Regions from separate parts of the Mus musculus genome. Here all the other regions are linked to region 3. A link is a loop called in an ENCODE intact Hi-C map of the cell type or tissue named here. Cell type or tissue: heart. All regions are shown on one strand. Each heading gives the region's core, and the rest is flanking DNA. Links, peaks and the distances in the headings are about the cores only. Region 1 holds the start of Stum (mechanosensory transduction mediator). Region 2 has its middle 21 kb from the start of Gm39712. Region 3 has its middle 12 kb from the start of Gm31728. Region 4 holds the start of Gm39712 (a long non-coding RNA gene). Region 5 holds the start of Itpkb (inositol 1,4,5-trisphosphate 3-kinase B). Region 6 overlaps Itpkb (inositol 1,4,5-trisphosphate 3-kinase B).

Region 1 (4,814 bases), core at 260-4,259, 220 kb before region 3:
GTAATTGGCTGAGTGAGGCTAGCTTGTTATAGAAAAGGAACAGAAGCTAAAAGCTGGAGGGAAAAAAAATGGGTCAGGGTGTGGCAAGGTGAGACTCCAAGGAGAGTGGGAAGAGGACGACGGGCACGCAGAGTGAAGTGAGCTCGTGGAGCTGTGTGGGCCCTGGGGTAATCAATTACCAGCTAAACGGGGTAACAAGCTGCTTCGTGATCCTCCCGCCATGCCTTCCCTCAGTCACGATGGATGGCGGGTTAGTTTTTTCTTAAACTGTAAGTCAAAATGTGACCTTCGTGCCAGAGTTGCTTTATGTCAGGCGTTTGATCACAGCCAACGGAAAAGAGAGCAATGTGCGCTCAAACACAGCAGCTCCGTTCTGTCTGCTCGTTCTGCCCAATTAGCATCTGGAAGCTGTCTCTCCCATTCTCTGGGCTGGTAGGTCAAGAAGAGTCCTCATCTCACCTCAGTTCCTGTGGGCACGTGACCTGATCCTCACTAGCCGTCCTCCTCACTTGGCTAAGAGGTCTTCTCAGCTGATATAGTCATACTGTTGGTTTTAAAGCCTGGGCTCTCATTCTTCCATTAAGAGGAGGGCTGCTCTGTATTTAAGTCTGGGTGGGTCGCTGGTTGAATGCCTAAGGGAGAAATGCAGAAGGATACTGTGTAACTTTTGGAGAAGTGGCGGTGATACTCATTATGGTTCTGCAGTCTCTACTCTCAGGATGACTCCTCTCAGCAAGTTCTCACTTAGAAACTGGCGGCCATATTTTAATGTAAAAACCTCCAGGTCACGTGGACAATGGAGGTAGCATGAAGGACTACCCCTGGCCAACCAGCTTTCAAACTCTCTCCCTGATGCCACTGACCAGAGAATATTTTTAGAAGTGGATCTTGTGGTCCTCACTGTTCCAGCCACCAGCCATTTGAGTTTCCCAGCTGCAGATCTGCAGACAATGGAGGGAGAAATGCCGCCTCTCTTATGTTCTCACCGTAGAGTATGATCATTCAAAACAACAAAACAAAAACATACAAACCAAAATCCGGCCATGTCAAGCTGATCAATTCGAGGGTCACTTGTTACATTGTAGGAATAAATAGAACACGTATGAGGCCCTATGTCCACTTAAAATGTCAGCGATTCCCAGACAATAAAGTCCTAATTCCTCTGCCCGCCCCCAGCACTAACCTGTTTCCTACCCACCTTAGCAGCTCCAGGCCCAGCTTTACTGCAGGTCTGGATTCCCCCTGCTATCATAGGCTCCCATGTGTTGGCACCCACAATGGCTCTGTCTGGGTGTCACAAAGATAGCCACAGGAAATTGGGGAAATAGAAATCTATTTCCCTCTCTGGGTTCATTTTCCTCAGAGACAAATAATGATAGAGGGAACCCAAAAGAGATCCAGGTATTCTGCGAATTCATAGAATGGAGGTTAGTTTCGGGATCTTTAGATGAAATGTCATTTATGCATATGGGTTTTGGAAAGAGATCACCTGCTCCACATTATCATGGACGATTATGCTTTAATTGCTCCATCTAGAAAACACAGTACTATGTAGTGCTTTGTACAGTTAAGGCAGGCATTGAATGTGGTTAAGAGTTTGGGATGCTGCCCAACAGAGGATGCTGTGATAAACATTTAAAATAAAACATACCTACAAGTAGTTTCTGTTGGCCATTAAATCTTGACCTGCATCACTTTCTGGGAGGGGCTTTAGTGACTGATAACTCCCCTACAGTTGGATGCATGGGAAGGTCCCAGTCCCAGAACCTTCGAACCTTCAGCATATCCCAGCCAATTTGTCACTGGCTCTGCGGTACTATCATTGTAATGACTACAATCCTGCAGGCTACCTTGTAGACTTAAAATATTTATCTATTTAGAAGTGTAGTCTTGCTCAAGTTGGTCTTGAATTTGATAGGAAGAGAGCCTCCTACCTACACCTCTCAAGGATGGGATTGCAGCCATGAAGCACGTGCCCCGCTAGAGGAGGTCATTTTCATCGGAGTAGATGAAGGGTCTTATTGAAAAGACTGAATTAGGCTCTTGGTTTGGACTCTTGCCAAGTCTATTCGCTTATTCCCACCGGTGCATCGTTAACACCAGGGGGCGCTGTGGGCGCACCGCATCTTCACCAGGTAGTCATAACTGGCCCAGATGTCCCGCAGCAGCACACTGGTCAGGGCATGGTTCCCACTACCAGCTCCGTGGCTCCCTCAAGCAAGCATTCCTTTCCATTTTCGTTTCTATGTGTGTGAACTTATACGTGAGACAGTGTGTGTGTGTGTGTGTGTGTGTGTGTGTGTGTGTGTGTGGGCGCGTGAAGGGAACATCTCTTGCAGACATGCATGGGTTTATAAAGCTGTAAGCTATATTTCTCGCTTCCAGTCCTATCAGCATCTGTGACTCGAAACACGTTGCTTTTTCTCCGTGACTCGAAATGCAAAGTGTTTCTAGGTTTCAGGCTTCAAGCGTCCCTAGCCCCCACCTCCCTAGCATTAAATGCACACTCCAGAAGAGAGATTCAACCTTGAGGCTTTTCCAACTGAATCAGCCTAGTGCACGCCCAGCTCTCCAGGACCTTGAGTGAGGTTCTCAGTTCACCTGTGCTAGGAGGGTGAGGCACATCCATCCCTCTGGGTACCTAGACCACCAGCATCCTTGCGCTCTCCTTGCGCTTTCTTCCCTTGCTGGGGTCTCCATTGCTGGTGAACCAAGGGCTTTGCAGAGAGGTGTGGAGGGGGCGGGGAAGGGGCCCGGAGGGGAGGGGCGAGGGAGCGCTGTCACAGAGTGTCACGCTGCCCCTCCCGCCCTCCGCCCGGAGTGGGGGCGTGGAGCGCGGGAGGGCGGGCTTCTCCGCCAGCCTCGCAGCACCCGGAGCGCACTGGCCTCCTGAGAAGGGCGCATAGCGCGCTGCCAGGAGCCCGCAGCCGGCCGCCGTCTGCCCTGGTGCCCCGGGCGGCTGCAGGGTTCCTGGAGAGCGCGTCCAGCCATGGAGCCTTTGCACAAAGACGCCGAGACCGCGGCGGCGGCGGCGGCTGTGGCAGCGGCAGATCCCCGGGGGGCATCGTCGTCCAGCGGGGTGGTCGTGCAGGTTCGCGAGAAGAAGGGGCCCCTGCGCGCCGCCATCCCCTACATGCCCTTCCCGGTGGCTGTCATCTGTCTCTTCCTCAACACTTTCGTGCCGGGATTGGGTAAGAAGTGTGTGTGTGGGCGACCCTTGTGACCCCTTTAACCCCTGCGGTCCCTGCGACCTGGGCTGCCTGATGGAGACCAGGCAGGGCAGAGGTAGGCACTGGCTGAGACCCGTGGATGTGTCCACCAGCTTCAGGCTGTGCTCCCACGGTTGGTATCTAGCAGGTGGCTGAAGCCTGTGGCGTGGGCATCCTAGAGAAGAGGTACCACGCTGGGGGGGTCTCCGACCCACAAGCGAGGTGGCCAGGCAGAGAAGAGCTATGAAATTGACAGAGAATCTTGGAGTCCCAAGCAGGGACCCGACGGCTCACTGGCTCCAGGCTAGGCTACTGTCCAGAAGAGTGGAATCTTGGCCCTTCTTCCCCATCAAGTGCGTCTGTGATCCCTTTACTTCGGGAGGAGAGGAGGCCGAACAGGAAGAACTCAGGGCTGTGATGGGGTTGACCAGGCTCCAGGGAGTCTGGGAAGTCGGTTGAGCTGGGGGAAGGGAGACACACAGTTTCAGGAGACACACTGCATCAGGTCACGCTTTCACGCGGTGCAGAGCCTGTGGAGGTGGCAGTTCTTTAGCCAGAGTCTCTTTTCCTGGTGTCCGCTTTTCTGCCTGACACTTCGCAGTACACCGACGGAAAGGGGTGATTTTATTATTCCGTTTGCATGCATGTGTATTTAGACTGCATGTGACCAGAAGTGAGCCGGTAAGAAAGCGAAGAGTGAGCCTTGATAAGTCTGTATTAGGCTCTGGCTGTCTGGACACACCCCAAAGCCACTGCTGTCCCAAAATAGTGCCTAAGGGTGAATAAAGTTAAAGAATGAGAGCTTTCTTGATCGCCTCTCTCCAGCACCCATCTCTGCCTGCATGCCCTTCCCCCACTTCCAACTTGATCTCCTGCCACGGGTGGACCCTGCACACGAGACGGAGGCGCCCTCCTCGGCAGCGTGCAGGGCTGCAGAAGCAGGCATCCTATGCATTCTTCAGAGAGCCTGCTGCTGCCAGCCAGCTAGTTGCCTGCACATGGTTGCAAAGTTCCCAAAAGCAGAGGTCAACTAGAAGTGGCCTTTCCTTTCACTTTGGCCTTTCTCACGGCCTTGCTCCTGGAGGGCCCAGCGGGGACCTCATCTGTGGTGATTTTGAAGGCCACGCCCACTCAAACTGGACCTGTTGGTTTTGCCTGGACTCTTAAGTCCAGGAGGGATGCTGTGCTGCGGAGTCCCATCTGAGTAGAAAGTCAGAGCCTTTAATTGGGCTTATCCCCTGAGTGAGGTCTCTAGCAGCCTGCCTCACCGTCCAAGTCCTCAGGCAAACTCTAAACTACTGCAGGGTGGCAAGCTGCTGTTAATTTCCATGTGTCAGCAATGTCCACCCACTGGAGTAAAGAGAGAGCACCTGTCTGTCTCCCTGAGAATATCAAGGCCACAAGGCACGCGCGCGGGGTGCATGCTGTTAGAATTATAAGTGTTGAAATAACAACATCCTGACATAGGCTTTGAGGAAACAAAGAATTAGGTGGGCAGGAGAGCACTGAGGCGCTGCTGGAGACAGAAGTGAGCTTGTGGGAAGCCAGCCCCAGGAGGCAGCCAGGGCCACTGGCTCAGGATGCACCAGAGCATGTCCTCCCTGT
Region 2 (4,814 bases), core at 398-4,397, 160 kb before region 3:
AAAAAATCTAACAAGATGGAACCCTTGTGGGTTATGGAAAGATCAGTGCCTGGGGGATAATTAGCCTCTGGGCTTCCCTGTACCCATGGAATATTCTAGAGCAGTGGCTCTCATATGGTGCCTCATGTTAGGGTGACTCTCAACCATAAAATTAATTTCATTGCTGGTTACTTCATAACTGTAATTTTGCTACTGTTATAAATAGTAATATAGGGCTGGTGAGATGGCTCAGCAGGTAAGAGCACCTGACTGCTCTTCCAAAGGTCCTGAGTTCAAATCCCAGCAACCACATGGTGGCTCACAACCATCCGTAATGAGATCTGACTCCCTCTTCTGGTGTGTCTACAGTGTACTTACATATAATAAATAAATACATCTTATAAAAAAAGGTTTTAAAAAAATAAATAGTAATATAAATATCTGATTTTTTTCTGGTGGTTTTAGGTGACCCCTGTGAAAGGGTCACTTGGCCCCCCCAAAGGGGTTGAGACCCACAGGTTGAAAATCACTCTCCTAGGGCATCTCAGGGTTCATGAGCATCAGGTGGGTAGAAAGAATACATCATCTCCTGTCATTGGTTCAGGAGCAGCTGGCTGAAAGACAGAGAGAGATGTGCCTGCAATTTTATCACCAGTGCTGGGGTGATCAGGGACCAGCACTTAGCTCCTCATATGCCAAGGGAAACGTCCAGCCTCTTCCTGTCTATCAGAACAACCCACAGCTCGTGTTAGCTTTCCCATAGCTGGGGGACTAGACCGTCTAATATAACTCAAAGGAAGAAGGATTTGTTTTTCAAATCGTTTCAGGGATTCTAATCTATGTTGGGGACCAGTGGTGAGAGTATTGTAAAGCAGAGAATTTCACATCATAGCAAGAAGGAAGAAGAACAGAGCAGCAATCAGGAGGGGCTGGGGCAAGACTACACCCCTAAGAGCACACACCCAGCGTGGAGGACAGAAGGGAGGACGGAGGACTCCACCTATCATCTATATACGTGCCTGGGGCCAGGTGTGCCCTCTCCTGTGCCTAGCCTTACACGCCCACAGCTTGGCCTTCCCTGTTATATAGAGAGGGAAATGAGAATGTGAGAACGGCCACACTGTGTGTTCTTCACAGTGCTGCTGAGCCAGCCAAGGTGATGGTGAGCCTGCTAGAACCTCAGCTGGGGCCACAGCCCAGCAAGCACTAGAGCTGAGCTGTCTCCAGCTATGGTGGTGTGACCCAGACCTGTAGACCTGGCTCATGGTGGTCATCTGTTCCCTAATGTGAAGCCAATGCAGGCGCTTGAAGTTACGGAATAAGAAACTGCCTGGGCGTGGCTGGAGAGATAGCTGGCTCTTGCAGTGATTATGCACGGCTGTGATCTAAGCTTACAGTACTCTTCCCCCCCCCCCCCAGAGTCATGCACGTGTTTACTTATGTTGTAGTAATAAGTGCTGAAAACAGGAAATAGGTTGGAAGTAACCTTATAAAACAGACATTTGCCATACATGGTAAAAGCAACATACAAATATTGTTTTCTGGGCCAACTGGGTCAGTTGGGGTTAGCTGGTGTCAGTTGGGTCTAAGCGCTGGAACCTGAGGTAACAGACATCCAAGCCTCTGCCTTGAGCCCTTAGGGAATGAGTAGAGAGGGCAGCAGCTGGGCCTTCGGTATTCTTTAAGATCCAAGCCTTTCAGCCAGTATCCAATCAGCCATTCCCACTGTGCTCTCCACAGATCAGGAGCTAAGATGCAGGTCGATTTATAGAGAGGGGTGGGTGTCTCAAACACACACTAGCTACTGACTTCTGGATGTGTCTCTTCATCTCCTACCAGCTGCATCCCTGAGCCAGGTAACTGGAATTACAAATGCCTGGCTGCTGAGTGACGCGAGACACACCTGTAAACTGCCCCTCCCCCTTTCTCCCTAAAATGGAAAATCTTTTACACCTAATGTAGAAGTGGGATTGGTTTTGAAGTGTTGGCTATTTAGCCGTGAGATTAACCACGAACCTGCAGGAGTAGAGGCTCAAAGGATTTTGTTTGAACCGGAAGGGAGGTGGGCAGGAAGGGGACACCTAGAAGATGATAAGTCAAACCTTAAGGAAGGGTGGCAGGGCTTTCTGGCTCCACAGGAGTGAGCGAGGCTGACCTGGCAAGCTTGGTTTCTCTGCACTCCATGGACCCCACGGCATCCAGACTGTTTCCTTAATTTCCCTCTAGCTTACGGCCTCGACCTCATTATAGAACTTGGCATCTCTCCACTGGTTAGCATCATTTCCTCCATGCAGAAGTGTCACCTCATGTCATTGCCGAGGAGCCCCCAGGGACACCTGTTTGTCACTGGGAGACACTCCACATTCCCCATTTGCTTCCGCTATTCCTTGCCCAGGCCTGAGATCCGGCTATGACCACATTGTGAGCTGCACATGGGTCCTCTGCACATGGGTCCTCGGCTCTGGCCACTTGGAGCTATTCCTTCCCTGTGTCTCTGTGCTGTGTGTCTGCTTCCTCCATCCTTCAACCCTCTGGATAATTCATATTCAGCTTCTAAACTCATTTTGGTGGCATTTCCTTTGCAAAGCCTTTCCTAAATGGCCTTTATGTTCCTGACTTGGGTGAGGCCTCTTTTTTGTCCTATGGGACCCCTTGTTTTTTCTGCATGGTGTCCTTTATACTGTACCGTATATTCCTGATATCTGTCCACCACCACCACTGTGCCTTAAATGTGGGCTCTGGTATTTACTAGAGCAAGATGTCATTTGTAAATTAAATGCATTCCCTGACTAGCCTCCTTGTCCTAGGGCCATCTTGCAATGCACCTTGATGTCCACAAGGGGGCAGGCTCCCTAATGGGGCCTCGCGGTTTCTAGTCTGTCTTGAATTCATGCCAGCATGTGTTCTCAGAAAGCATGACTAAAATTGGGCATTTTTTTTTTCTTCTCATTGAAATAGAGCAGGCCTGCTGCTGTCAAAAAAGCTATCACAGACCCCGTTTGTCCGTAATGTGCAGAAACTATTTTTAAAATCGTATGTGCTACTGTCCCGAAAAGCACAGAAGTCATGTGGGACTTTCTCCCCTGCCCCCACTTTAAATCCCACTTTGCTGATTCACAAGTTTGGAAAGTACAGAGAGGAAAGACTAGGTCAGATAATGACGCTGGTTGCAAACGTCTATCTTTGTGGCCTGAACTCTGTGACCTCTAAATGTCCCCAGGACCAAGTGTGCAGAGTAAGGAGACCACAAGGTAGGACCCCAATTCCTGGTGAATTTGTCTCTGTGAATTTTCTATTGGGGTCTATTAGGGGTTGTGGCTGTCACCTACGGTGTCACCTACGGGGTTTAATAAAAGCTCCCTTTGACCCTCCCCCATCTTCCGCACAGCGAGGAAACGCCTGGTCCCCGAGCTTGTCTGCTTCCCAGTCCCCACTTCTCTGTTGAATGTGTCATTTTATGCCTGTGCATGGTGTGCTAAATGCCAGGAGCTGGGCCACAGCTGTCACAGTGAAAACGAAATTGAAAAAAAAAATGCCACCCAGGCTGGTTCTTGGTGTTCCCGGGAACTGGATGTGTTTGCTGCATTTCTGTGGCAGGGTGTGTGATCCAGACTGTGAATGGCAAGCAGACGTGGTTCTGAACCCTCAGTCTGCGGAGAAAGGGGACTGGATGCCATGGATGCTAACACTCAGCTGCCTGGAGGGTCATCCCACGCCTAGAACAAACAGACCCTCGCTCCAGCAGTCTCGGGTCTCCAGCCCCACTTCCAGGCCTGCAGGAGAACAGGGACTACCAGGTACACTGACTCTGGGCCTTGATAGCTCTGTCCCTACATATCCCAGGCACCAGCATCCATGGGCTGTCCTAGGGATCCTGTGGCACAGCCTGGTACCAGAATACACGCCCTGGACTGTCCAGGGAAGCAGAAACAGGCAGAATCACAGGCAGGTCTCGAGTTTGGTCCAAAGCAAAGTTTGGTCTGTTGTTTCCTAGTTCTGTCGCGAAGAACTCGGGGATGGCAAGGTTCATCTCATAGAGTTGTTATGAGTATTAAACTACTTTACCTTTAATCACCTGACACTTAGCAACTCACAACCATCGGCCACTGCTACCTTCGAACAGGATTCGGCAGTTCTGTAAGGGGTTGAATGAGACCCTAGATGATATATAAAGTAGTGACATGGTGGTCTCTAATAAAGCTTTATTTATATGGTCTAATGTCTAAGAGGATGCTTGCTCTGGTGACTGCACAGCTGAAAGGTGGGAGAGGGGCAGAGAATACAGAGTCAGCTATGTAGTATGGGGAAGGAAGGAGAGAGATATTCTTTTTTGTTTTTTGTTTTTTTGGTTTTTCGAGACAGGGTTTCTCTGTGCAGCCCTGGCTGTCCTGGAACTCACTTTGTAGACCAGGCTGGCCTCGAACTCAGAAATCCACCTGCCTCTGCCTCCCGAGTGCTGGGATTAAAGGCGTGCGCCACCACACCCGGTGAGAGAGATATTCTTGTATAGGGTTCAGAAGGGCTGGTACAGGCAGGAGCCTCTTAAGGGAGTCTCGGATACCACCTCCGGACTTAGGGACCCTGTGTCCCTCATATGTATACAGCATTGCTGTGCAATGAGCACTCTACCTCAGAGGAGGTTCAGAGTTCCCTCTCAATTAATTAAAGAGTTTCTACAGTTGGCTGTTTCTAAGATTCACTGCCAGGCTGAGCCACCTCGTGCATTAGTGAAGACAGGACAACCAAGGAGCCTGTGCAGACATGGAGGGCACATAGTAGGGCTCATGGAGCTGGCAGACACTGAAATGTGCCCAAGTCACCAGGCTTCTCCTGCA
Region 3 (4,814 bases), core at 464-4,463:
ATGATATCCTCCAGATATATCCATTTGCCCAAGAATTTCATAAATTCATTGTTTTTAGTAGCTGAGTAGTACTCCATTATGTAAATGTACCACATTTTCTGTATCCATTCCTCTGTTGAGGGACATATGGGTTCTTTCCAGCTTCTGGATATTATAAATAAGGCTGCTATGAACATAGTGGAGCATGTGTTCTTATTACCAGTTGGAACATCTTCTGGGTATATGCGCAGGAGAGGTTTTGCTGGATCTTCTGGTAGTACTATGTCCAATTTTCTGAGGAACCGCCAGACTGACTTCCAGAGTGGTGGTACAAGCTTGCAATCCCACCAACAATGGAGGAGTGTTCCTCTTTCTCCACACCCTCGCCAGCATCTGCTGTCACCTGAATTTTTTTATCTTAGCCATTCTGACTGGTATGAGGTGGAATCTCAGGGTTGTTTTGATTTGCATTTCCCTGATGATTAAGTATGTTGAACATTTTTTCAGGTGCTTCTTAGCCATTCAGTATTCCTCAGTTGAGAATTCTTTGTTTAGCTCTGTACCCCATTTTAATGGGGTTATTTGAATTTCTGGAGTCCAGCTTCTTGAGCTCTTTGTATATATTGGATATCAGTCCCCTATCAGATTTAGGATTGGTAAAAATCCTTTCCCAATCTGTTGGTGGCCTTTTTGTCTTATTGACAGTGTCTTTTGCCTTACAGAAGCTTTGCAATTTTATGAGGTCCCATTTGTCAATTCGTGATCTTACAGCACAAGCCATTGCTGTTCTGTTTAGGAATTTTCCCCCTGTGCCCATATCTTCAAGGCTTTCCCCCACTTTCTCCTCTATTAATTTCAGTGTCTCTGGTTTTGAGCTTTGTACAAGGAGATAAGAATGGATCAATTCGCATTCTTCTACATGATAACCACCAGTTGTGCCAGCACCATTTGTTGAAAATGCTGTCTTTTTTCAACTGGATGGTTTAGCTCCCTTGTCAAAGATCAAGTGACCATAGGTGTGTCGATTCATTTCTGGGTCTTCAATTCTATTCCATTGATCTACCTGTGTGTCGCTGTATCAGTACCATGCAGTTTTTATCACAATTGCTCTGTAGTACAGCTTGAGGTCAGGCATGGTGATTCCACCAGAGGTTCTTTTATTGTTGAGAATAGTTTTTGCTATCCTAGTTTATTATTATTATTATTATTATTATTATTATTATTATTATTATTCCAGATGAATTTGCAAATTGCCCTTTCTAACTCAGTGAAGAATTGAGTTGGAATTTTGATGGGGATTGCATTGAATCTGTAGATTACTTTTGGCAAGATAGTAATTTTTACTATATTAGTCCTGCCAATCCATGAGTATGGGAGATCTTTCCATCTTCTGAGATATTCTTCAGTTTCTTTCTTCAGAGACTCGAAGTTCTTATCATACCGATCTTTCATTCACTTCCTTAGTTAGAGTCACACCAAGGTATTTTATATTATTTGTGACTATAATGGCCTGCTTCTTTAAAAGGGAGTTTTTGGTGTCTGAACCCCTGTGTAGCCATGGGCACCAGCGTTGGGAGATAGTGAGCCCTTACTGGAAAGCAAGGGGTAAATGAGGAGAGATCTTGGGTTATTGGGATACTGGGAGGTGCCCCATCTCTGGGACTCAGGATTGCACAAGAGAATGAAGACTCTGTCGCCTCGCTACCATATTAAAACTGAAATGGTTCCAGAGGACAAAGTCTGATGGAAACTTTCTCAGCTTGCAGTTTGTCTGTTACCTGAGCACCAGATAAAATGTTCAGGGGCAGGCAGATTCTGGGGCCACACCCTGGACCTCCTAAGAAGGGGAAACTATTTCCTTGGGGGTGGTGTTCTTCAGCTGTCAGTCCTTAGGAGGCTCACAGGATCCAAATATGTGAGGCAGGTTACACTGGAGAGACAGGAAAAGGGGTGCCCAGGGCCTCCCACACAGAGCTTGGCTTTCCAGAAAGTACCACAGAGAATGCACCTAGACAACAGCACACTCTTCTCTTAGTCTGAAATTGTGTTTTGTTTTTTAAAAAACTCAACAATGTAAGGAAAAAGCTGTATTTCCCTGCCCCAGCTCTTAGCTGTTAAGTCCTGCAAGGTGACCTCTCAGTCCCTTAGCCAGCCTCCCACACCCACAAGGAATCTGATTTCCTGAGGATGGCATCCCAGATCCTTGGGGGAGGTGGGGGGAATGTCCCCTTCGTTGCTCATTTGAATGGTCAAGACCTAAAGAGAACCCAAATAGCAGCAAACTCAGCTAAACAGGAAAGGGGCGCCTCCCAGTGTTGAGATAGAGAGATCGAACCAAAGGGTGCTGGCGCCCTCTAGTGGCAAAGAAACTGCTTTCTCGTCTGCCCAAGGATAGACAGGCTGTCTCTCAAGGGTTCAGGACCGCCATCCTTCCAGGATTAGAAGGAGAAAAATGTATGCCAACAGGGCATTATTAACTTTGGTGGTTTTAGGATGCATCGCTACTGTGTGAGATAATGTGTATGTTTCCCCAAGAATCACTTTCCAGCGTCACAGACTCGGGGCCCTTCATTATTTGTCAGAGAGGTTAAGACCTCTAGACTCACCTAACATACGACCTGTAGACATACTGTGAGATCCGTGTTACCGAGGTTCTCAAGGCTGTATTCTCTGGGGAACTCACACAGCTTTAGGATAGCTCTTCTGGGGAAGTAAAGACCAGATCCCTCACAGGCCAAAGAATTTGTGTGAACCACCCACACACTCCTGTGCAGAGCTCATACACCTGCCTGTTGGCTAAGCTGTCCTCCTCACAGCTGAGGATGCCAACCCTGTTAGCTTAAATCAGAGAGAACTCATACTCCCATGGCATACACGCTGGGGAGGGAACTGCAAAAATGAATGGCCAAGTACCTGTTTACTTTGAAAGGGACTCCAGGGTCCTAATTAAAGCTTAAGGAGCGAAGACCACACCTCCTACTCATTAAGATGGCTTTTGGAAAGAAAACTGAAAGCTGCTGCGGGTGGAGGAAGCCAGTATGGCTGCTCAGGTTGCGTAAGGTGCGGCTATTCCATTTCCTAGGACGTAACTACAAGAGCTAAAAGCTGGGTCTCAGATATTTGTTCATGCACACCAGTGTCAATTACAATAGCTAAGACATGGCAGACTCAACTGTCCACCAGTGGGTGAGCAGGGTAGTGTAGCCACCCAATGGGAGACTATTCAACTTAAAAAAACAATAAAGCTCCAATCCATGCTACATGTAGCAGCCCTGAATACAATATGCTAATTAAATGACCCAGACACAAATATATCAGGGCTCAATATGAGTATAATCACTAAAATCACGTAGAGAGAGGTATGGTGGTTGCCAGTGTCTGAAGGAAAGCGGGGGGGGGGGGGGCGAGGGGGGAGGCTTCAAATAGCTCCTTACTCAGTTTTACTTTCCAGAATTTCAATTACCCCAAAGTCAACTATAGCCCACAAGGAAAACAAATCACGCAGAAAATGCCAGAAATAAATTTATGTTTCAAATGATTCTGAGTAGCATGACAAAATCTTCTACTGTCCCACCCTGCACAGGCGAGACATCCCCTCCCTTTCACCAGTATATTCACGCTGCATGTACAAATATATACTGCTTAGCAGCCTTCTCGGCTCCACTGGCACAGTACTTCAGTGTTTGTGCTCCAGGATGCATAGTTGACTTGCCGATGACGTCAAAGCACAACAGTAGCGATAGAAAGAAGGCACCAATGTGCAAACAGGCAAGGACAGACTAGCTCTGATACCGTGGGCCAATGCTGTGCAGCACACAGGAAGAGAGAGAGGTGTGTGCATGGTTCAGTACTGTCCATGGTTCACGGATAGCCACATGATGCTGTATCACCCATGGGTGCTGGCAATTGAACCTGTGTCCTCTGGAAGAGCAGTGAGAGTGCGTAACCATCGAGCCATCTCTCCAACCTCAGGGACAGGGAATTTAAGGAATTCTCTGGACTTTCTGCTCAATTATTCTGTCCTAAAATCTTCAACACTTTAAAAAGTTCTAGAAGTGGGTAGAGGTAATCGTGTCACACCATGAATGTTCTTACAGCCACGGAGACTGCCTAAGAGTGGATAAACGGTGATAAATCTTATTTTGTCTGTGTTTTGCTATAATTAAAAGGATAAATAGAATAGTCAGGTGTGATGGTGCATACCTGAAATCTAAGCAATTGAGAAGTAGGAGGGGATGGAGGAAGAGAAGGAGGAGGAGAAGTAGGTGGACAAGGAGAAGGAGGAGGAGGAAGAGAGAGAGAGGGAGGAGGGAGAGAGAGGGGGAGGACTGTGAGAAGAGGAGAAGGAGGATAGGGGGAGGAGGAGAAGGAAGAGGAAGAGGGAGGGAAGGGAGGCAGGCAATAAAGTCAATGAAGTATGGGAAGGAGGAGTGCTGTTTAGAGTGGAATCATAAATAAACAAACAGGAGAAAAATGAGTCAGAATTGGATTGTAATTTAGGGACCAGACACAGTTGCACATTCAGAAATACCATAAATGAAGTTACAGGAATATTTCTTTTAATATATTTTAAAGCAGTTTATGTTAGCAAAGTATCATTTGAATTTTTTTTTTAAAATAAAAGCACAGCTGAGAGAATGATTTCCAGGCAGAGTCAGAAGACGTGAGCAGGCATGAGGAAAGAAAACCAAAGGCTAAGAAACGTGTCAGGACTTTAGCTCTGGAAGGAACATCCTGGTACCCTGGAGGGGCAAACCAGGGATGGAGGGAGGTGTGAAGATGGAAGGAACTCAGCCCTGCACCCAGGAGGCTTTGTTACTGCTTGTTCTGCCTGC
Region 4 (4,814 bases), core at 412-4,411, 140 kb before region 3:
GTAGGCTTCGGGGGAGGTGGACAGTTTCCAGGGCATGCCACTCTCTGGTGGCCTTTCCCTTCGGGCATCTACAGATATTTTACAGGGATGTAGTGACTTAAACAAAGAGGAAGGAGTCATGGCTTGTGTCTTCTGCAAAGTGGTTGGAAGAGGAATGACAGGATCAGGGATGAGAGGAGGCAGGGTGTGGGGACAAGGGCCTCTTTCCTACTTTCACAGTGCAGTAGTTATCAGCAAGGGCCTGGCACAAAATGGAATTGAAGGGCCCCTTGTTTCAAATGTGGTAGGAATGTCCAGGCAGGGAGGGTAGCCTAGTATGACCTTTCCAAGGCCAAGCAGGTATGGCCTCTGCTGCAAGGTTCACCATGGCTGTCAAGAGCCTCTGGCTTCAGGCTTGACACAACATGGGTTACCGCAGGACAGATCTCCTGGAGAGAGCCACTGCAGTCCCTGGTGGATCCTTGACTGCCAGCCTGCCCTCCTTCCAGCACCTGCTTGATGGAGCCTCTGCAGGTTCAGGACTCACCACCCCATGAGTGAACAATGGAAGAAATATGCTGTCTCCTGAGGCCAAATATCTAAACACTCCCTAGATCCTACAGCAACAGACTGATGGAGCTTAGAGCCACCAAGCTTTGGGGTGAGAAGGAGCCACTGTTCTTCCAGGTCTCACTGCGGTTAAACCGGGTCCTATAACTGGGTCCCCTGAGGGCCTGTGGAATCCCCGGTGATACAGACCAACCTCCCACCACGTGCTCTGCTCCGCACATGGCCAAGTTCAGGCGAGCCATAAATACTCACTTTGTCTTGACTTCTGATTCTTTTTGTTTGTTTTAGTTTCCCTCCAGACAGAGTGCTGGCGATAATCCACCAGGCATTTCCAAAGGGCCAGAGGGCAAGTGGGGTGGCCATGAGCTGAGCCAGCGTGTGATTGGTTATTTATGAAGCACCACCTCCAGGGCCACCGTGCTAGGTCCTGACCACATAGTGGGAGCCCCAGGAGCCCAGGGGCTTCACCTGCTTCTGTCTACACCAGTGGCTCTCAACCTTCCTCATATGACCTTTTAATACAGTTCCTCATGCGGTGGCGATCCCCAACCATACAATTATTTTTTTGTTGCTGCTTCATAACTCTAACTTTGCTGTTATGAATTATAACGTAAATGTCTGATATGCAGGATGGTCTTAGGTGACCCCTGCAAAAAGGTCTTTCAACTCCTTCCAAGGGGGTTGAGACCCACAGGTTGAGAACCATTGGTCCAGCCACTCTATGAAAGCAGATTCCCAAATGGCTGACATCACCTAGAGAGGGGTGGGGGCACATATTTTGTGGGCCAACAAAATCAACTCCACGAAGAGGCTAGACTCTGGGAAAGTCCCTTTCCGCCAGACCCGTTCCTCCAACTTACTACTTTCCTTCCAGCACTCTCTCTTATTTCAATGATTTGATAACTCTGCTTTTATTTTTAGATAGTTTTAAAGAAAAAAAACCCCCTCTCTCCTGCTCCCCCCTTTCTAGGGTAAGAGTGATGAGGGGGAAGTAACTGTGAAATATCACTGTCCTTCGACGATCCTAAAAGCCTGTCAGGCTAATGCTGGACTGAGCATGCGCGAGGTTCGTGTGCCCGCACAGGGAAATCTCAGGCAAATCAGAGGTTCAGTGTCTGTGGCGTTGCTAGGTATGGTGCTGTCGTCAATGGAGCCTCACAGCGCTGACATACTTATTTCCATTTTGTTCAGAGGCATTAGTGTTGCTCCAAGTTGCACGGCTTCCAGCTCTCTGCCATTTAATTCTGAAGATTTTGTTTCAGCCAACAGGATGCCCAGGGCCCCTCTCGTCTCTCCCTTAGCTATAAAACAGCCTCACATAGACAGCGAACACTTTGTCACTTTGTCACAAGACTGACCTTTCAGATGGGGGAGGCCTGAAGAGACCTGCCCTCCCCTCCCTCTGAGTCCCAGGCTTTTCCCAGAAGGTCCTGGCTGACACACACTTGGGGAAGGCACACTGGACAAAAAGTGGACAGGAAAGGGCTCACTCTGGGTTAGACCTTCTGCTCCCTCTTGCAAAAGTCGGACAAAGTCATTGCGTTCACCATGTTTGGGAAAAAAATGCCTTCTTCTTAGCTTCTTTTTCTTTTGGTCTTTCCATAAAAGCAGCTAGGGTTTCCCTAGTGATCGGTGCCCGCCCTCTCTGGGGAAAAGCCTGGTGCTTCTCCCAGGCCTTGTGGCCAACTTTGTTCATTGTGCTCTTCTGGCAGAGGCCCCGGGAGGGCGGTGTGGTGCAGGCCCAGGCAGGTAGGGCACTCAATGCCCCTTCCTGGAGCCTGCTTAGAAACCGTGCCTGCCACAAAGGTCAGCGTGTTGCGCTCCGAGAGGACAGAAGGCCTGAGAAAGAAAGTCCCACCATTGGTAAGGCCGGTAGCTACACCTAAAAGCAAGGCTGTACTCGAGACTGACCACCTCCTCCTTTAACAAGCAAGACTTTCAAACCTGTCGAAGAAACCTCTTTTGTTTTGCCCCGCCTTCCCACCCAGCCCTTGCTTTGTGCCCACCAGGGGGCAGCCTGGAGCCGTTTTTTAAAGAATCGCCTGAGCAGGGTGGGATTAGGAAGAGAGCTGAGGCACACACAGGTGAGTCCAGGAAGGCTGAGCGCGCCTTATGCGAAATATCTGGGGCCAGAAATGCTTTAGACTTTTTTCCAGGTCTTAGAGTGTGTGCACACACACCATGTTGTAGCTTTTAAAGACTGGACCCAAGTCTACACGTGAAACTCCTTGTTTCAATCCACCCGGCATCCACATAGCCCCAAGGTGATCTTACAGAGCATTTTTAGTGTCCCTGTGGTTTGGCTGTTTGTGACCCATCAGGAGAAGAAGTTAGGCGTCTAGGTCAATGTTATTGTTGGGAGAGGGATACTCTGTATCTCCTTCAGAATCTGTTGCCGGCCTGGAACAGGAGATCCAGGATGGTTGTTCTTCATCAGGACCAACCCCTGATTGCTCAGGCATGGAAGGCATCGCCTTGCTGAGGGGGTAGCTGTCTGTCACCATTCTCCTAAGCAGCACCTTTTGGGCAGACAGAAAGCCTTTTTTTGTGTGGCTCCCCAGAAGGTCCGGCCTGCCTAGCTGCCTTTTTTTTTTTTTCTGTTGTAACTTAAGGCTCAGTTGCTACACCAAAGGCTGTATCCAGACTGTTCCCCGGGATGCTCCACAAACCGCTCTTCCTCTTATCAGCCAGAACCCTGGAGAAAGGCCCTGGACACAGCTGGCAAGGACAGGCCTGCCGCCGTGGAGTGCCACCGTGGCTCCCTAAACACCCACAGAGAAAGAGGGTCCCAGCATAGCCTCGGGGCCACTGTGGATACTCCCCTCCCCCACTCACTTCACACCCCACTCTCTGTGTGCCTGAGACCCTGCAGGACATGCCATCTTCCTGTCCCTCATCTGTCTATCTCCCTTATCCAAAACACTCGTGACTGGAAAGGTCTGGGGTCTGGGCTACTTTCTTCTCTTTCCCTCTTGCTCTGGGACTTTGGATGTTTTCACGGACAGCCATCGCATGTAGCTGGGACTCTAGGGACCACAGCAAAGAAAGATCTTGCACTAGAGACCTTGCTTCAGGTAATTCTTCTCCCCCAAGCCTGACTTTCCTGAGCTGCTGCCAAAGGGGACTGCCATCCCTGCAAACCAGTCTTTGTTTTTACTGCCCGAGAGCTGAGGTGCCCTTCATGTTCCTGGGTTTCCCTGCCAGGTGGCCCAGCAATCGCTGTCTCTGATGTGAAGGTCACCGCTTGGCTTCTCTCCTCCTTCCAGAACTAAAAATGACAGCAGTGAAGAGGAGGAGGAGGAAGAGGAGGAGGAGGAGGAGGAGGAGGAGGAGGAGGAGGAGGTGGCAGATGGGGAAATGCCTGACCACACAGAGCCCATGCCTGCACCAGGAGCTGGCCCGCCTCAGCCTCCCTCCAACTCACAAGGCTGAGAGGGAGGTAACAATAGTCGGAAGCTGGGAGTGGCCACCAGGAAGAGCCGAGGGGGGTGGGGTGGGCCTCTCCTGGACACTTCCTCATGGAAAAAGGCAGAGAACAGGGGACATTTAGCTTTGTCTGGGAAAGAGAGCCAGGCACTGCGGCTGTCCCACAACCCTCCCCAGGCCCCCTCCCTCCCTGTCTCCCCAGAGATTTTATTTTTACTTTGGTAAATGCAAAAAAACAAGGTTGAGTTTCTGGTAGATGGAAATTTACTGAGGGCCCTCTCTGGGCAGCAGACAATCGGCCCAGCACTCAGTCTTAGGGATTATCTCTCAGACAAGATGGGTGAGGGGGCCACTCCCAACACACTGCCTAAGGAGAACTTTACAGAGTTAGGGGCCAGAGTGCTCAGTTCCTCCTCCTCCGCCTGAGGGACTGCAGGGTAGGTAGGGCAGAGCCCCAGCACATGGAAACAGTGGTAACCAGCTTGTGTACTAAGGACTTTGGACAGGTAGATGCAGTGCTAAGCATTTGATAGGTACAGTGAATGTATGCTAACTTGTCATGGAGGTGCTCTCATGATCCCATTTTACAGATGTGAACACTGAGACACACAGAGATTAGACAATTTGCCGAAGGTGCTAGAGATGGTAAGGAGAAAGCCTGTTGAGAGTCCCAGGTCTGCATCATTCAGCTAGGCTATCTCCTTTGTCATTTGTAACATGTGACTTTATAGCCAGATGAACTTGAGCTCGGCTCCTGTTAGTCCTGCCTGAAGGTCCTGGGCAGGATACCAAACCTCTCTGAGCTTCAGTTTTCTCCATCCTTGTGACATGGAAATACC
Region 5 (4,814 bases), core at 370-4,369, 61 kb before region 3:
CAAGTCACAGGGAACCTGACCCGGACCTGCCTTCCCCAAACCGCTGCTGGAGCCGAGACCTGGAAGGGGACTTGTGTGCCCACCGTTTTCTTTCTGATCCTGGTCTGGGGCTATGCCTCTCGGCCTATGAAAGGCCGGGAAGAGCGCGGGGGTGGGTGGGGGTGGGGCAGTCCAGGCACTTTTCAGCACTAGCCTTGATGTCTGTCTGTCTCCAAACAAGTGTGTTTTGTGAATGTGGGCACGCGTGCGCGCCAGGGAGCAAACTCTGCAGTATCCAGCACTGGAATCAATCCTGGTGGCTCCCTACTGTCCCCTCAGACCCTGCAGCGAGTGTGTGTGTGTGTGTGTGTGTGTGTGTGTGTGTGTGTGTGTTTGGGAGAGGGGATGCATGTCCGCAGCTACTCAGCCCTGCGCGCATCCTGTTAGCGAGGACCCAGCTGCCCCCTCCGGGACCCACACCCCTCGGAGGAACTCTGGGCTTGCTTGCACAGTTGCAGCCCGGAGGCCTTCTAATTGTGCAGGCCTGAGAATTTGCAGCCCTTCGGGGTCCCGCAAGCTAAGCCCCGGAGCAGCGCGGCCGGCCGAGGGCAGGGCCTCGCGCATCCCGGGCAGCCTCGCCTGGCGCCAGGGGAGCCGCCGGGCAAGCCGAGCCCCAGACGCCCGCAGCGCGCCGGGGAGGTGGTGGCGGCGCAGCGGCCCGGAAGGCGATGGGAAAGTCGAATCGCCTCCTCTGCCCCCAAGGCCACGCCACGCTACCGTCCCAAATCAGCCTCCCTTCTCCGTCGTTCTAGCCCTCACCTCCGTGCTGTGCTCGGACCCCGGAACACCCAGAGGAACCCCAGCACAGATGGAGCGGAAAGAGGGTTCAGAGACGAGGGCCAGGAAGGAGCCGCCACGCTTACCTGCAATTGCTCAGACTTCCAGGTCCCGTGCAGGCGACATGCCCCGGGGACTCCGGGCTCGTACAGACCAAGTGGCTTAAAGTTTTTTTAAAAAAATAAAAAAGCTCCCAAAGGGTTTCCGCAACAACTTATGGAAGACGGAAAAAGTGGGGTGCAACGAAGCTGAATGTACCGGCGCAGGGACTAGGCGATCCCGGAGGGGACACCGCCAGGCCGACCCTGCGTTGCTCTGTGCTTGGTTGGAGACACTACCGCTGTCAGCGTCTGCTCCCTGCTACTTCAGTGTTTGTTCAATGTAAGATTTAAAAAAAAAAAAAAAAGTTGGGGGTTGAGGGAGGAGGCAGAGAGGCGGGGGCTTGGGGGAGGAAAGCAGGAAGGAAGTTGTGAGCCTGTCTGGGGTTGAACTCAGCGGAACAAGTTTTTCTTTTCTTCTTTTTTTTTTTTTTTTCTATTGCTTGGCAAACCGAGGGAGGGAAACACTTAAAAAAAAAGTTTCCATTGTTAGCTAACAAAAAAAAAAAAAAAAAAAAAAAAGACTTTAACTTCTGCGGGTTAAAGATATACGATTTATTTTCCATCCCTCGACCAAGGTTTGCTGGTGTCTAGTTTTATGAAGCTACGTTTGAAAACTGTTTTTAATAAAATTTTGAGTGTGCTAAACAAAGCTGCTGGGGGGGGGATTTTTCTAGCATCGAAAGAGGGGTAATATTCTGCCTAAGCAGAGGGTGTACTTGTACTACAATAGGCAACTTTTTACAAGGTATATTGCATATATTGCAGGGCATTTCCTTGCACAGTTTTAGGTTTTAATGCACCATGGTAGAATTTTGGAAGACTGGTTGGACTGTGAGCTGCTGAGTGTCTTGTAGGCTAGATGTGTGAAGGAGCTCTGCATTAAGCAGTTATCTATAAACGCACACAGAGGCTGTGCTGTTCGCGTATTTTTGCACTCAACTCTCAAAAAGTTATTTTAAGAAAAAGCATAGTCCTGGGGCTGAGGCCCGATCAATGTCTTCAACCACTTGCTCAGTCTCCTGTGAATTTACTCCTGCGTTTTCAAGGGTTCTACTCTACCCTCAAATAAAGGGGGGGGGGCACCAGGCAACACTGGAGGGCGGGGGACACTCCCTGCCCCCATACACACACACTTAAGCCCCACCCGGCACTGCAAGCCTGTTTTGCATAATTCCCTAAATCTTAAACTCTAGCGTTTAGTGGAAACAGGGAACACAGCTGCGAGGTTTAGGAGATTTAAGAATCCTAAGCTTGTATCCGCCCATATATCCTGATTAGCCAAACCTCGGATGGAAAACCTGACCGCCTGTAGCAAGCAGACAGCTTACTTGTTTATGTAACAATACCGTTGAAGTGAGCAAAGCAACCTGCAGCTTGGTCAGGAAAAGACTCAAGCAAATTTGAAACCAAGAGCCCTTCCAGCCAAGAATTCCTGGAATCGGACAAGTCCTTTCTGGTTTTGTTTTGTTTTGTTTTTGTTTTATTTTTTATTTTTTTTAACATACCCTGGAAGGCTTGAATCTGGTTTCCCTCTCACCCTCAATGGGGCTGAATAAAGATGCCTGTCCTGTGTGTGTTCTAGTATTACCGTGAGACAAAGAAGCCACCTCTATCTAGACTCCCTCCTTTGGTCCCTAGTGGCAAGAAGAGGAGTTACTCAAGCTATGAAGTCTAATCTGAGAGGTGATAAATGCCTCAGTAGAAGCAACTGAAGAGCCTAGCAAAGCTCCCACAAATCTCTACCTTGCCGGCCCCTGAGAAGCTGTTCCTAGTTGCTATTGTCTCTTGTAGGTGAGTCAGTCAACCTTCCCTAGTGAGAAATGAAGGCTGCTGGAACATGCCCTTAGTCTCTGAGTAATCCTTGGCCAGTCAGCTGCTGTCAGACAGGACATGGAGATGGAACTTCTGGCTTGGATGTAAGGGAGACAAGACGATAGTCCTAACCATGACACTGAGAGGGTTTGGCAGGGTTTAAGTCCCCAGATTGGAAGTCAGCACAGCAGGCTTTATATCCTACCATAGAATCTAGCTGGCTCCCACAACGTAAAGCAAAAGTTAACACTTCGACGTAGTGTTTGCTATTTCCAGACACTGGTTTAGGCACATTTTGAATATGTATACAGGACTAAGGACATAGTATGGGTAACAGAATGCCTTCCTAACATGCACCATGCCCTGTGATTGGTCCTCAGCACCGCACAAGCCAGGCTTGTTGGCCTAGTGACACGAACCTGTAATCCAGCACTGTAGTGGTGGAGGCAGGAGGATGAGAAGTTCAAAGTCACTATTAGCTACATCAAGAGTTTGAAAGCATCTTAGGCTATCTGAGATCCTGTCTCAGCAATCCCTCCTTACCTCTAACACACGCACACACACACACACACACACACACACACACACACACACACAAGAGAAAAACAATTTGCATATTGTCAACCTTATAACAACACTGTCAGGTAGGCGTTGTTACAGGCTTCATTTACACTAGAAATTAAAATTCAAAGAGGCAGCTCTCTGCTCCTCCCTGTTCCAGAGACAGTGCATCTTCTTGTGCAGTGCCAGCCTCGTCCCGTAGACAAAATGGTGAAGGCCGGTGTGAACGGATTTGGCCATATTGGGCGCCTGGTCACGAGGGTTGCCATCTGCTCTCTACATGGCAAAGTGGAGATTGTTGCCATCAACGACCCCTTCATTGACCTCGACTACATGGTCTACATGTTCCAGTATGACTCCACCCACAGTAAATTCAACGGCACAGTCAAGGCTGAAAATGGGAAGCTTGTCATCAACGGGAAGCCCATCACCATCTTCCAGGAGCGAGACTGCCCTCCCCCCAACATCAAATGGGATGAGGCCAGTGCTGAGTATGTCGTGGAGTCTACTGGTGTCTTCACCACCATGGAGAAGGCGGGGGCCCACTTGAAGGGTGGAGCCAAAAGGGTCATCATCTCCGTCCGTTCTGCCGATGCTCCCATGTTTGTGATGGGTGTGAACCACGAGAAATATGACAACTCACTCAAGATTGTCAGCAATGCATCCTGCACCACCAATTGCTTAGCCCCCCTGGCCAAGGTCATCCATGACAACTTTGGCATTGTAGAAGGGCTCATGACCACAGTCCATGCCATCACTGCCACCCAGAAGACTGTGGATGGCCCCTCTGGAAAGCTGTGGCGTGATGGTCGTGGGGCTACCCAGAACATCATCCCTGCATCCACTGGTGCTGCCAAGGCTGTGGGCAAAGTCATCCCAGAGCTGAACGGGAAGCTCACTGGCATGGCCTTCCGTGTTCCTAACCCCAATGTGTCCATCGTGGATCTGACATGCCGCCTGGAGAAACCTGCCAAGTATGATGACATCAAGAAGGTGGTGAAGCAGGCATCTGAGGGCCCACAGAAGGGCATCCTGGGCTACACTGAGGACCAGGTTGCCTCCTGTGACTTCAACAGCAACTCCCACTCTTCCACCTTCGATGCCGGGGCTGGCATTGCTCTCAATGACAACTTTGTCAAGCTCATTTCCTGGTATGACAATGAATATGGCTACAGCAACAGGGTGGTGGACCTCATGGCCTACATGGCCTCCAAGGAGTAAGAAACCCTGGATAACCCACCCGAGCAAGGACACTGAGAGCAAGAGAGAGGCCTTCAGTTGGTGAGGAGTCCCTATCCCAACTTGGCCCCAACATTGAGCATCTCCCTCACAATTTCCACCCCAGACCCTCATAGTAACAGGATGAGCCTAGGGAGCCCTTCCTACTCTCTTGAATACCATCAATAAAGTTCGCTGCACCCACCTCTCCTTGGTTTTAATGCGGTGTTGGGGAAGGGAGGGCATATGGGGAGGTAAAGAAGGCTCCAAAAAAGAAAAAAAAATCCAAAGAGGCGTGGCATTTGA
Region 6 (4,814 bases), core at 373-4,372, 120 kb before region 3:
TTTAGGGTAGCCCTAATGCTACAACACACTTATACCACCAAAGGATGGTGACCATTAACATAGTGCTGTTCCATAGGTCACTTTCAGTCCTGTTCAAAGTAGGGAAACAACTTTGTGTTAAAGATGAGAGGCAATCTTGGCAAGCCTAAGTAATCTGTCCATGGAAGAAGCATGGTGTATGCTGACTCAGTGGGTTGAGATGAGAGGCAGAGGACTGTCACCTCCATATATATGTGTGTGTGTATATATGTACATTATGTATACATGTATATATGTATACATGTGTATATATATATATGCATACACACTATCACTTGCTATATCACTATGCAACATCTATGTTTTTTATATAATATCTTGTATGTGTGCATGTGTGTGTGTGTGTGTATGAATTCTTTTAAAAAGACAGATTTCTGGCTAACGGTAGAGTCTACATTTAGGTAGAAGTGTTGCACTCCAGAACATGCCCGCTGGTCACACTTGTCTAAATGTTAACCACAGTATGAAAAGTATTCAGTCGGAGAGGCTTTGCAAAAGAAGCAACAAGTGAGTGGTGTTTATTGACTAACCAGGCAGAGTGGCCTAGGGAAAGTCAAATAAAATTCCACGGAGGTGAGCGAGCAGGCACTTCTGAGGCAGCATCAAGAACACCATTCTACTCAGTGCATGGAGACACCGGGCTGCAGGCCTCTCACAGGGCGCTGCCTAGCTAGGGCAACTAAAGTGGGAGGGAGGTTGGAAATTGGTCTCCAGAGCACAGCTGAGCGTTCATTCTGGCTGTCCTTTCCTAGTCTCGTGTGACTTCAAGTCGACCTGTGTGTGTCCTTGTGGACTTCTATATCTGTAACATGAGCTTGGGACATTGACAATGAATAGGAAAAGTGTCTAGCAGTAAATGATACCAAAATGGTCATCGTTGTTATCATAACCAATCTTGGTCTGGGTAAGAAAGGTTGAATTCCGTACTTGGGCAGCAGGGGTTGGGGTATGGGTGGTAGGTAGTGGTGTGTGCTGGGGATATAACCCAAGGACTGAGGCATGCTGGGCAAACACTCTACCACTGAGCTGCACTACCGGGTCCAGCTCCATTTAAGTATGCTTTTGTTGTTATGTGGTAATATGCTTTTGAAACTGTTTCACTCTGCAGCCCAGACTCATCCAAAAGGTACTATGTAGCACAGGTTGGTGTAGATCCTCCTGCTTAGCCTCCCACGTGTTGGGTTTACAGGAGTGAGCCACCAACCTGGCCCCATTTGCCCTTTTGTAATCAAACAAACAAACAACAAACAAACAAACAAACAAAACAGAGCTGAGCTACAGCTTTGGTAAGGTTTGTTCACAGGAGACTCATTCTAAGCCACTCAGTTACCAGGAAGGTGGTTTCCTGTGTTTAGAGTGAGGCCACCCCAGAAGGGCTCACAGGTGTCAATCAACAACTCTGCTGGAGAAAAGGGGCAGGCAGCCAGGATGCAGGAAGGGGGCATCCCCAGGGCCAAGCCCTAGGCAAGCATTACTCTGAGGGTAAGTCTGCATGGGAAAGGCTGTCCTGGGAGTCCCTAGTCACTTTCTCTAGGGATTAGAGCTTTGGTTCCTTTCCAAAACAGCACTTACTGACTCTCAACATGTTCCTGTTGTTCGTTTTGATTGCAATCTTGCCATTTGTGAAAATTAAAACATACCTGGATGCTAAAGAAGACTATCTCCTAATGTGCCAGCCATCTCCTGGGTCCCCTCATCCCTTCGGTGCCTTTGATCTCTTTTAAGTCTGGTGTATTACACTCCTGGAATTTAGAGAGGAGCTAATCTTGTCTTACAGTGTCTTGAGTCTGACAACCCCCAAGCCAAATATGTCAGTTCTCAGCCTCCACGCAGAAAACAGACTGATTAACCACATGAAGGCAGACACCAGGGGTCTTTGAGATGCTGTGGATAGAATGGTTCCCGAGGAATATCTTTAACGTTCTAGTTCCCTTTTAACTGATGTTTGGGGGAGGGGGAGATAAGAGATGGACATTTTTCTCTATCAGGGTAACTCAAGGCTTTACTTAAAATTGCTTAGGAATGGTAATAAACACAAGCAATGCATGAGGAAAAACCTACCAAGGATGACTGCAAGGATTTTTATTTCGTTCTCTGAATTAACCCACAACAGATGTGAATGTTTCAAAAAAAAAAAAAAAAGTTAAATGTTACTGTTTTAAATCACATTTCACAGGCAAGAGCCAAGAAAGCGTCTGACTTTTGAAACCACTTTCACCAGTGTAGAAGGCGTCGTTCTCAGCTGGAGAGAAAAATCTGAGAGGAATCCAGAGAATGCCACGCAGGGGAGAAGACAGAAATGTCTCTGTAGTCTCTTACTGATGTCGGAGTCTAGGACCTGTTCACCGAGGCTAACAGCTCAAAGTCATCAGAGCCCTCAGGCCGCTAGGGACCGCTCCAGGGTGGCACATCCCATTCCTGATGGAGGGTGGGGCCTGCAGGCATAGGGTGTCCAGGACATGGCTCCACCCCGCCTTTCCATGACGTCAGGCTCCGGGGGAAGGGCCGAGTGCGTGAGAGGCGGGGCACTGCGCTAGGAAAGAAGGGCGGAGCTAAATAAGGGGTGGGCCGGAAGAAGGGAGGGCATTGCAGAGGAGGGAGGGGCGGAGCAGAGTTAGGGGAAGCCGGAGTTCTAAGACTCTGACAAAGCGCTAGTCTTCCTTCCTGAAACCAGTTTGCCTTCCTGAAAGGCAGCCCCGACTTTATAACTTAGTTTGGAGGGAGAGGTCGGAGGTAGGGAATGTCTGTGGCCACGAGTAGAGGGGACAGAAATTCGTCCCTTTTATGACCAGAAGAATTAATGCTAAACAATCAGGGAACTTTAAGGAAAAGGAGAGCAACGACTCCACAGAAGAGAGGAAGAGGAATAGAGAGTGCGCATGTTTCCCAGCAGGTACACAGAGGCAGACATCTGTGAAAGGAATTTGTTTAGAGTCGCGACTCAGTTTAGTTGAAGCAAAAGCAAAGTCAGAGAGAGGAACTGAACAGTTTCTGTTGTCCCAGACACAATTTAAAGCGAATTTGTCCACTGACGGACCTTCTCTGTCCACGTGCCTTAAAGCCTCTGGACACAGCAGAGCCTGTCCCTGGGGCCAAGCAAGGGAGAAAATTCAATGTGAATGCAAGACACCTCCATCCCGATCAGGGCGCTCAAGCCTTGTGAGAAAGGGTCCCCCAGATGAACAAGTGGTCAGCATTTGAGGCCAAGTCCCTGTCCCTGTGTTTGCCAGCTCCTTTAGAATCGCTGGAACCTCCACTTGAGCCGGGGGGGGGGGGGAGAGGGAAAACAGGGGGGGGGCGGGAGGGGTGGTGGTTGGGGGGTCAACCTGTATCACTTGTGTGGACATTTACCTTAACACCTTGCTCAGCTTGCCTCCTCTCACTATGTAAAATTCAGTGATACATCAGAAAACAGTACTTGGGGCACACAGCCCCCACACACTGCTGCAGCCCCCCCCCAACCTCTGTCTCTTTTCTGGGACCCACAGTCCCAGCTGACACGGCCCTCTGCCCTAAGGGATGGTACTTTATTACTGTGGATTAGTCAGCGAGTCTGTTCCTATAGACACTACCATCCTTCAAAAGGTGAAAAGAAAGGGAAGAGAAGGAATTAGTAATACACTGTGGGTATATATTCCATTCCTGTCGTTACTCAAGAGAGCTCCCACCTATTCCCTGAGCTAGGCCAGAGTTGGGAAGTCTTAAGAAACGGATACAACTACAGGCCAAATCTAGCTCAGGCTAGCTGACAGAATGCAACTGCTTATAGCATATAGAAAAACACCTTCATCAAGGTAAAATGTTTGATCCCAATATTAAATATAAGCTCTAAAAGAAAGATCAATTTACAGCTGGGCACTGGTGGCACACACTTTTAATCCCAGCACTGGGGAAGCAGAGGCAGGTGGAGCTCTGGATTCCAGGCCAGCCTGCTCTACAAAGGTAGTTCCAGGACAGCGAAGATATCCTGTCTGGAAAAATAAAAAACAAAAAACAAAACAAAAAAAGTTTACATATCTTTGCATGGTGTAGATTTGGGAGGTGGGCAGATGGGCTTTCTCCTTTTCCTTCTGCATCACGTACATGCCTGAGCACTGAGAAAGTAAGCAATACAGGTCCATCTTAGCATCCTGAAGAACATAATTTACAACTCTTGGGCAGTTGTCCTGTCTTCCCCTCCTAAATAAGTGTCTGCGAACAGGCTACGGTGGCACACACCTGTAATCTAAGCAGCCAGGAGACAGAAGCAGTGTGGTTGTAGCTCAAGGCTATCTACAGCTACAGAACAAGTTTGAGGCCAGGCTGCCCCATTGCCTTGAAGCCCTTTGGACACAGCAGAGCCTGTCCCTGGGAGCACAGGTGACTGTCTAAAAAACACACAAGCAAAGAAATAAATGTCTGTATTAAAAAATATTGACATCCATGTTAGGGCTCAACGTTGCATATAGAATGAATGATGTTGGTAAACAGCTGAAGATGGTGGGCTGAAAGCCATCTCAGCTTCCTTAAGGGCCCCAGGTAACTCCCATCTCCATGAGCAAGCACAGTCAAGGTTGGCAGTGGGGTGGTTCTTAGCCTTGGCCACACATCAGCGTCACTTGGGACTTATCGCCCGTGTCCCTCCCTCTCTTAGTTTCTGACCTAAGCAGTTTAGAATGCAGTATGGCACCGAGACTCATTAAAGCTTCCAAAGTTTTTCCAAAATGCAGCTCAGGCCAGATCCACCTGGCTTGTGTTTAATCAAAATGGTCCAAGAGGGCTACGAATGCATAAGT

What was found. Peaks named below come from ENCODE experiments on the same cell type or tissue, not always from the same donor. Only the 100,000 strongest peaks of a DNase experiment are listed, where the experiment ranks them.
Region 1: a loop joins it to region 3, with 4 times the contacts of the local background. A loop is called at or near these places in 7 of 42 quality-filtered maps.
Region 2: a loop joins it to region 3, with 4 times the contacts of the local background. A loop is called at or near these places in 26 of 42 quality-filtered maps.
Region 4: a loop joins it to region 3, with 7 times the contacts of the local background. A loop is called at or near these places in 33 of 42 quality-filtered maps.
Region 5: it touches region 3 in a loop (2.8-fold over the local background); 13 of 42 quality-filtered maps call a loop at or near these places.
Region 6: it touches region 3 in a loop (4-fold over the local background); 4 of 42 quality-filtered maps call a loop at or near these places.

Annotation. Positions count from the first base shown.
Region 1 is chr1:180,481,505-180,486,318 of GRCm38, reverse strand. Stum (mechanosensory transduction mediator) reads left to right here and starts at 2,815. Exons shown (of 4, transcript NM_001081227.2): 1 at 2,815-3,191. The coding sequence starts at 2,990. In heart, for the core only: a CTCF peak has its summit at 2,082 (motif pointing right); a DNase peak (open chromatin) is centred at 2,128; H3K4me3 peaks cover 2,167 bases; H3K27me3 peaks cover 4,000 bases.
Region 2 is chr1:180,426,553-180,431,366 of GRCm38, reverse strand. No RefSeq gene overlaps it. Among named protein-coding and RNA genes, the nearest start is that of Gm39712, 21 kb to the right of the region's middle. In heart, for the core only: a CTCF peak has its summit at 2,807 (motif pointing right); DNase peaks (open chromatin) are centred at 2,276, 2,806 and 3,456; H3K27me3 peaks cover 548 bases.
Region 3 is chr1:180,266,289-180,271,102 of GRCm38, reverse strand. No RefSeq gene overlaps it. Among named protein-coding and RNA genes, the nearest start is that of Gm31728, 12 kb to the right of the region's middle. In heart, for the core only: a CTCF peak has its summit at 2,321 (motif pointing left); a DNase peak (open chromatin) is centred at 2,322; H3K27ac peaks cover 518 bases; H3K27me3 peaks cover 1,521 bases.
Region 4 is chr1:180,405,020-180,409,833 of GRCm38, reverse strand. The region is part of intron 2 of Itpkb (inositol 1,4,5-trisphosphate 3-kinase B); the gene reads right to left. Gm39712 (a long non-coding RNA gene) reads left to right here and starts at 1,421. Exons shown (of 5, transcript XR_003948302.1): 1 at 1,421-4,814. In heart, for the core only: CTCF peaks have their summits at 2,315 and 2,520 (motif pointing right); DNase peaks (open chromatin) are centred at 823, 2,283, 2,543, 4,023 and 3 weaker places; H3K4me3 peaks cover 420 bases; H3K27ac peaks cover 2,884 bases.
Region 5 is chr1:180,326,868-180,331,681 of GRCm38, reverse strand. Itpkb (inositol 1,4,5-trisphosphate 3-kinase B) reads right to left here and starts at 1,206. Exons shown (of 8, transcript NM_001081175.1): 1 at 903-1,206. It also overlaps the pseudogene Gm5069. In heart, for the core only: CTCF peaks have their summits at 1,152 and 2,554; DNase peaks (open chromatin) are centred at 1,181 and 2,161; H3K4me3 peaks cover 1,939 bases; H3K27ac peaks cover 2,158 bases.
Region 6 is chr1:180,385,353-180,390,166 of GRCm38, reverse strand. All of the region lies in intron 2 of Itpkb (inositol 1,4,5-trisphosphate 3-kinase B), which reads right to left. Among named protein-coding and RNA genes, the nearest start is that of Gm39712, 21 kb to the left of the region's middle. In heart, for the core only: a CTCF peak has its summit at 2,427; DNase peaks (open chromatin) are centred at 1,466, 2,536 and 3,166; H3K4me3 peaks cover 1,672 bases; H3K27ac peaks cover 2,799 bases.